Linked DNA regions of Homo sapiens: region 1 is linked to region 2. A link is a contact called in ENCODE Hi-C or POLR2A ChIA-PET data. All regions are on one chromosome and are shown on one strand. The core of a region is the stretch at or near the end of the contact, and the rest is flanking DNA. Distances in the headings are between cores, read along the strand shown.

Region 1 (3,404 bases), core at 905-3,404, 40 kb before region 2:
ATTTTTGTATTTTAGTAGAGATGGGGTTTCACCATGTTGGCCAGGCTGGTCTTGAACTCCTGACCTCAGGTGATCCGCCCATCTCGGCCTCCCAAAATGTTGGGATTACAGGCGTGAGCCACTGCGCCCAGCTGGAAGGATTATTATTATTATTATTATTATTATTATTATTTATTATTATTATTTTTGAGATGGAGTCTTGCTCTGTCACCCAGGCTGGAGTGCAGTGGTGCGGTCTCAGTTCACTGCCAGCTCCGCCTCCCTGGTTCATGCCATTCTCCTGCCTCAGCCTCCCGAGTAGCTGGGACCCGCCACCACACCCAGCTAATTTTTTGTATTTTTAGTAGAGACGGGGTTTCACCATGTTTCACCATGTTAGCCAGGGCGGTCTCGATCTCCTGACCTCGTGATCCGCCCGCCTCGGCCTCCCAAAGTGCTGGGATTACAGGCGTGAGCCACTGTGCCCGGCCTGGAAGGATTATTAATGCAAACTTCAGGATGAAGTGATATCCCAGGCAAGGCCTGAAGGTCTCAGTGGTATTAATACATTAGTAAGCAGAGTTCTAAGAAGGCTTCCTCTCTATTATTGTAGCTGCTTTGGCACAGAAAATTGTGACTGTAACTTACAGGGTTTGAGCTAAAATGACCCCTAGTAAGAAGACATCAGAAAGAATAGCATCTACAAAAATAGGAGTGGGGAAAGGTGACTCTGGAAGAGGAGACCAAAAGTGAAAACATTTCTCTGCCAAAGTCACCTGCAGTTCAATACCAGATTTGATTGTTAAGAAACGGTCATCCTAAAGACAAGAACTTGATTCCACTCAGGAGCTCTGGAGAGAAGGTCCATGTCTGTTCCTGGAGGTCTAGTAGATCCTGCGTGTTGTGTAGTCCAGAACCATGCTGGCAGCACCCAGCAGGGCGGGGTCAACCAAATCCGAAACCACCACATCCACGTCCTGCACGGAGGACAAGGCCTGCTGGCGAATGACGTCTTTGACAATGTGGATATAGTGACTGGCCAGGACTCCGGAGAGGATCACAAGGGAGGGATTCATGGTATGGAGGATGTTCACAACCCCAAGACCCAAAGCTGTTCCAGCTATAGGGAGACAAAAATTAAAATGAGTTTCTGAGAGAAGCCAAAATCAAAATACCAAAGAGGAAGGCAGAAAAGAGCCAGCAGCAGAAATGTTAAAGAACATCCACGGCATGCAGTGGGAGGCAGTGTTTTAAAAGCAGTTCACGGTTGATTCTTAATATGAGAAAATGATCATGTGACAGCCTCAAGTGGAAAAAGCCGGGTGTACCACATGATCTCCACTAGGCAAAAAAATGAATAGAAAGACTCGAAGGAAATGTTAATAGTTGATACCTCCAAATGGGAAAACTAAGTGATATTTTTTCTTACAACTGTCCTATATTTCTCTAAATTTCCTGTAAAATGAAAGGAGCATTTTTATAGTTGTCAAACCAAACCAACCACCTGCTGAAAAAGGCAATGCTGCCAAATACCTTGAATCCAATTCCCTTTTTACCTCTGAGTAATTAGGAAAGAAACCTCTGAACAGACACTGCAAAGCACCTGTCCCTAGGGAAGCAGGGTCTCTTCTGGGGCCGGGCTGGGCCATATGATATCTGAGGCCACCCCCTGCAGCACAGCCACCTGCAGCCACATGCTCACCTGTTCTTAGGATGCTCTGGGCCTTCGCATTGCCAAGTTTCGCAGCTTGGATGAGATGGAGCGCACCCACAGCCTCATCTTTTGGCACTGACATCCCTTCCACCAAGAGCAGGTCCTCTGAACAGAGTGAGAAGGAAAAGCAGTCACTAATGAGCTGTGGGGAGGCCAAGCTCACCACTGGGCCTGTGGAAAGCAAGCCCCTACATGGGAAGACGGTGTTTTCTTTTCACAATTGCAAAGCTTATCGTTCACAAACATCTCTATACACTGCCCCTAAAGCCTTTGCTACCCTCTTGCTAATTGGTTGTACATAACCCAGAACCTATCTTCCTGGAAAAACCTCAAGTCTGACGACAGCCTCCTACCCCTCTGGCTCCCTCACTTCTCACTTCCAGTAGCAGACAGTCTTTGAAGTGTTCTTTTCTCCAAATTATCACCCTCCTCCCACATTCACTCCTTCCTTACTCATCCCAGACACAATGCTGTGCCATCTGCCAGCGCCACGCGTTCTATGGCAGCGAGGCACAGTGGCTGAGGAACAGACACAGGCCTGGGGTCAGTGCCAGCTCTGCCACTCCCAGCTGCATGACCCCATGCCTGTCACCTCACCTGTACACATTCCTCCTTCCTAGAAGATGAGACCAGTAGTGCCTCCCCTGGCAGGGTTATTTGAGGAACGGAATGAGATCATGGACATAAAGTATTTAGTTAAGTGCTGGCCACAGTAAATGCTCAGTAAGCAGCAGGTATTTCTGTGGTTATCTGTAGTCCTTGTCTTCTGCCCGTCACCAACTCAGATCAATCTGCCTCCTACTAATCTGCTAGAATATCTGGACCCTGAAGGAGAAAAATCCCCAGCTGTGCAAACTGCAACCTAGACATCAACTGGTGGTCTCCTGTCTCCCCTGGGCCCTCACAGCTCTCACCCATTCTCTCTGACTGCGCTTTTCTATACCTTCACCACCTTCCCAGTCCTTCTACCCCCACTGCCAACAGACGAGCATACTTCTTACCTCTCTCATAGGGGGCACCACCAGGCAGTGATCCCCTACCTTTTTGCTTCCTGTCCCATACACCCATCATCTCGGCTCGCCATGCCCTCTCGTGGACCCTCTGCCTGGCTTTGCAGCTCATCTCTTCCCACCTCTTCAGAACCCTACTGTAGGGCTCTATACACTTCTCTCCTGCACTCTCGGCCTCCACTCCCCATCTCTTTTCCTTCAGCATATGCTCACAAATTGGTTTTGGGGGCCAAAAATCTACACTGTTTTTATGTATGAAGCACAGATATACTACACATACAGTGCATGTATGTGTGATATATACATAACATGTTTTGTCCATTTATTTCTTCATTAAAATGTGTATTAAGTACCCTCCCTGTGATACTGGCTGAGAAAACAAAACTGAAGGAAATCTTCCCTGCTGTCTTGGAACTCTAGACCTCTGTCCACCACCACCCCTGGGGAGGAAGAGTGGCAATATGGGTCAGCCAAGAAGACTGTGCAGTTTTAGTGCGAGGGAGCCCTGCTCTTTCCCTAAGAAGTGAAAAGGGGGAAACTTCTGGCTTCAGTGTTCAGCTGTCTTTGGAATTTCCACTTTGAAGTACTTGTCTACTATTTGGTTACTTAATTCCTCGAGAGAGGGACACCAACCATCATGGAGCTTTTTTGCCTCCCTCTGCAAGGCCATTCCAGAGGCGTATGCTTCAATGCACCCATGG
Region 2 (3,588 bases), core at 123-2,622:
CGCCTGTAATCCCAGCTACTTGGGAGGCTGAGGCAGGAGAATTACTTGAACCCAAGTTCATCATTGAGAGAACCGAAAATCAAACCCTTGTCTGAATGACTTCAGCGCTCAGAACACTGTCCCACACCCAGTGTTTGCCTTGTGTCTGTTCATTCCATAAACATCCATGAGTACAAATCTTCCTCGAAAACATGATAAATCGCCCTTTCATCAGTGCAATGAGGATGGGACTCAAAGGAATAAGAAGGAAAGAGCTATATAAAGCTGTCTGAAAGTCAGGGCCCCATTCCGACGCTATAATTCGGTTTGGCTTCAACTGCGGCGCTCCTACAGTTGGGTTAACGAGTTACCTATACTGCGAAACTGTACCCCACCCCTCCTACCAGAGTAGTAAAAAATACGTTCTTGTGTTCTAACAATTTTACAAGCGTAAAACTGGGGGGAGGGGCCGGGCGCGGTGGCTCACGCCTGTAATCCCAGCACTTTGGGAGGCCGAGGTGGGCGGATCACGAGGTCAGGAGATCGAGACCATCCTGGCTAACATGGTGAAACCCCGTCTCTACTAAAAATACAAAAAATTAGCCGGGCGTGGTGGTGGGCGCCTGTAGTCCCAGCTACTCGGGAGGCTGAGGCAGGAGAATGGCGTGAACCTGGGAGGCGGAGCTTGCAGTGAGCCGAGATCGCGCCACTGCACTCCAGCCTGGGCGACAGAGCGAGACTCAGTCTCAAAAAAAAAAAAAAAAAAAAAAAAAAAAAAAAAAATTGGGGTGAGGGCGGGGAATTAACGTTTCTCAAATATACAAGGAAGCCCAGACTCAGAATGTAGACTCAGAGCAGGGAGGGGACCTTTTAGCCCAGCCTTTTCACGCCAGGACAGCTCGCCTGCCAGGCAGTTCTCCACCCTCTCTCGCCCCGCCCCGCTCCTAACGGGACAGTCAGCATCCCCCCTGATTGGACAGCACTGTTCCAGGGGACAAGTCAACCTGGGCCTCCCTCTACATCCCCTCCCCTGCTCATCAGGGCCCACCCCGAGCCACACGGCGGAGCCCTGAATTGGGCCAAAGAGGTGCCCTATGGTGAGGCCTGCAGGACATTGGGCGAGAGCCGGGTCCAGTGTGGGCCTCGGGGCGCGGTGGGGTGGAAAGCGGCCGGGGAGGGGAGGCCTGGGGCAGGAGGCCGGGGGAGGCGGCCCTGGGGGTGGGCAGGATGCTCTCCCGGAGTCCCACGCCGCCGCGCGGCTCTCACCAGACGCCGTCAGAGGCTCCCTCCCACGCCGCCACCGCGCTCCTCGGGCGAGGGACGAACCAAGCGCCACGAAGCAGGCAGAGCGCGAGCCTGCCCCTCGGTTTCCGCGCTCGGGCGCGCGGGTAGACGACTCGTCGCTCGACCTTGTCCCCACTCCTCGCTCGCCCAGCCACGCCCACCCGGAGTGCCGAATCCGCGATCGCGCCCTGACGCCACCCGAGAGAGCTCGCGTGATTGGCTGCTCCCGTCCCCGTCCCCCACCTTCCCGGCGGTATTTTGAGGCGCAGGCAGGGTGCTGACCAGCGGACCATCTTCCATGGCCTCTGCCGCGCTGGAGCTGCTGCGGGGCTGTCCTGCCAGCTTGTGCTCCCGCCCCGAAGCGTCCTCCTCCACTGGCGACACACGCACTGAAGCCCGAGTCTTCCCGCTGGGTAGTTGTTTTGGTCTTGCACCCAAGGAGGGATTTCTTGCGCCTCTTGTTCCCTCAGTTATTTCATAAACCAGGACCGCAACTATACTGTCGTGTAGCGCGGCCACCCCACAGCGGTCCCTGACGTTAACCCTTGCCGTGACTGCTAGAAGACACTGGTGGAGTGTGAATTGATGACCAAGGCATGGCAGAGCCTCTCTCATCTTTATAATCAGTTCAGCGGCGGCCTCCACTACAGGGAACTCCCAGCCAGTCCCGAGGCCTAGGGACATCCAGGGAGAAACGTGGCGGTGGTAAAGGGCTTGCGCAGCTCCTGAAGATAAATAAGACTTTGGGTTGCTGTTGTTTTTGAGACAAGGGTCTCACTATGTTGTCCAGGCAGCACTCGAGCTCCTGGCCTCAAGCCATCTTTTCTGGCTTCAGCCTTCTGAGTAGCTGGGACTACAGGACCATGCCACCGAATCAGGCTTTAAGACTTTTTAATGACCCTTTCAAATTTCTGAGTCACTCCCAGCATTTTAGGAAGCCAAGTGAGAAGGCTAGCTTGAGGCCAGGAGTTCGAGACCAACCTGGGCAACAGATTCCTGAGTCACCATTGACAAGAAACTTTGAATGAAGTTGATGATACAAAATATTAACATCTTTTTTTTTTTACAACCATTAAAAATTTACCACAGGTGAAACTAAGTCTAACAGTTCATTGAGATTTCTTGCTGTACAGCAAATTTCAAATCTCATCAAACTGCAGTTTGTGATGCATTTCAATTAATAATGAAGCTCTAATTTGTAAAATACTTATGAACTCTTAGTTCTCCTGTGGCTAGCTTGGAGCCACGAAAAGGTCACATTAGCCACAAAAGAAAAGACATTAAGGGATTTTTGCAAGGAAGTGCTATCAGATTTCTTTTTTGTTTGTTTGTTTGTTTTTGAGACAGGGTCCCACTCTATCGCCCAGGCTGGAGTACAGTGGTACGATCTCAGCTCACTGAAACCTCCACCTCCCAGGTTCAAGCAATTCTCCTGCCTTAGCCTCCCGAGTAGCTGGGATTACAGGCACACACCACCATGCCCGGCTAATTTTTGTATTTTTAGTAGAGACGGGGGTTTCACCATGTTGGCCAGACTGGTCTCAAACTCCCGACCTTAGGTGATCCGCCCACTTTGGCCTCCCAAAGTGCTAGGATTACAGACATGAGCCACCACACCAGGCCCAGATTTCTTTTTTAAATCACACTGGCTGCTCTGTGGAGAATGGATTGGTAGCAGTGAAACTCAACTGAAGTGGATGGATATGATGTTTATTTTGGAAGTAAAATTGATGAGACTTAATTATAGGTTAGATATAAGGGGATGACAGGGAAAAAGACTCAAGAATGACCTCCGGGCCAGGTGTGGTGGCTCACACCTGCAGTCCCAGCACTTTGGAAGGCAGAGGTGGGAGGATCGCTTGTGCTCAGGAGTTCCAGGCAACAGTGAGCTCGATCAAACCACTGCACTCCAGCCTGGGTGCTGGATCGAGACCTCATCTCTTAAAAAAAAAAAAAAAAAGAAAGAAAGAAAGAAATGACTTCCAGGTTTCTGCCATTAGGAATTGGGTGGTTGGTTGTGTGCTAAGATGAGAAAGGCTGGGAGAGTGACCTGGTTTGGGAAGAAAAAAGTAAAGTTTTAATTTAGGGCATGTTATGATTGAGATGCCTGTGAGCCACATGAAGCTATTAAATGTGCAGTGAGATATATGAATCTGAAGACAGACTCACCAGACTATAAATGGTGTATTAGTTTCACATATGCTGTAACAAATTACCACAAAATTAGGGTCTTTAAAACAACACAAATTGGCCAGGCGCGGTGGCTCACGCCTGTAATCCTAGCACTTTGGGAGGCCGAGGCGGGCGGATCACAAGGTGAGGAGA

Evidence for each region. A loop is a pair of places that touch in the nucleus more often than their neighbours do. ChIA-PET counts read pairs that join two places held with the same protein, here RNA polymerase II (POLR2A). Pooled maps may share reads with other maps.
Region 1: a loop to region 2 is called in a map of dorsolateral prefrontal cortex, with 2.5 times the contacts of the local background. The contact joins the enhancer-like site here to the promoter of GNE in region 2. A Hi-C loop is called at or near these places in 8 of 168 maps with a recorded cell type or tissue (dorsolateral prefrontal cortex, endometrial microvascular endothelial cells, heart left ventricle and 3 more) and 7 of 50 pooled maps. POLR2A ChIA-PET finds 5 or more read pairs at or near these places in 17 of 52 experiments (A673, AG04449, AG04450 and 14 more).

What each region holds. Positions count from the first base shown.
Region 1 is chr9:36,216,502-36,219,905 of GRCh38, forward strand. GNE (glucosamine (UDP-N-acetyl)-2-epimerase/N-acetylmannosamine kinase) reads right to left here. Exons shown (of 12, transcript NM_005476.7): 10 at 3,337-3,404; 11 at 1,682-1,798; 12 at 1-1,099. The coding sequence ends at 864. Among named protein-coding and RNA genes, the nearest start is that of CLTA, 27 kb to the left of the region's middle. Within about 2 kb of position 2,155, at least 2 of the 41 ENCODE cell types and tissues checked have a DNase peak (open chromatin) inside an H3K27ac peak, as active enhancers do; they include dorsolateral prefrontal cortex, where a contact is called at or near this core.
Region 2 is chr9:36,257,076-36,260,663 of GRCh38, forward strand. GNE (glucosamine (UDP-N-acetyl)-2-epimerase/N-acetylmannosamine kinase) reads right to left here and starts at 1,373. Exons shown (of 12, transcript NM_005476.7): 1 at 1,246-1,373. LOC124902150 (a long non-coding RNA gene) reads left to right here and starts at 1,535. Exons shown (of 3, transcript XR_007061473.1): 1 at 1,535-1,676. RefSeq lists a silencer at 1,114-1,273 and an enhancer at 1,574-1,803.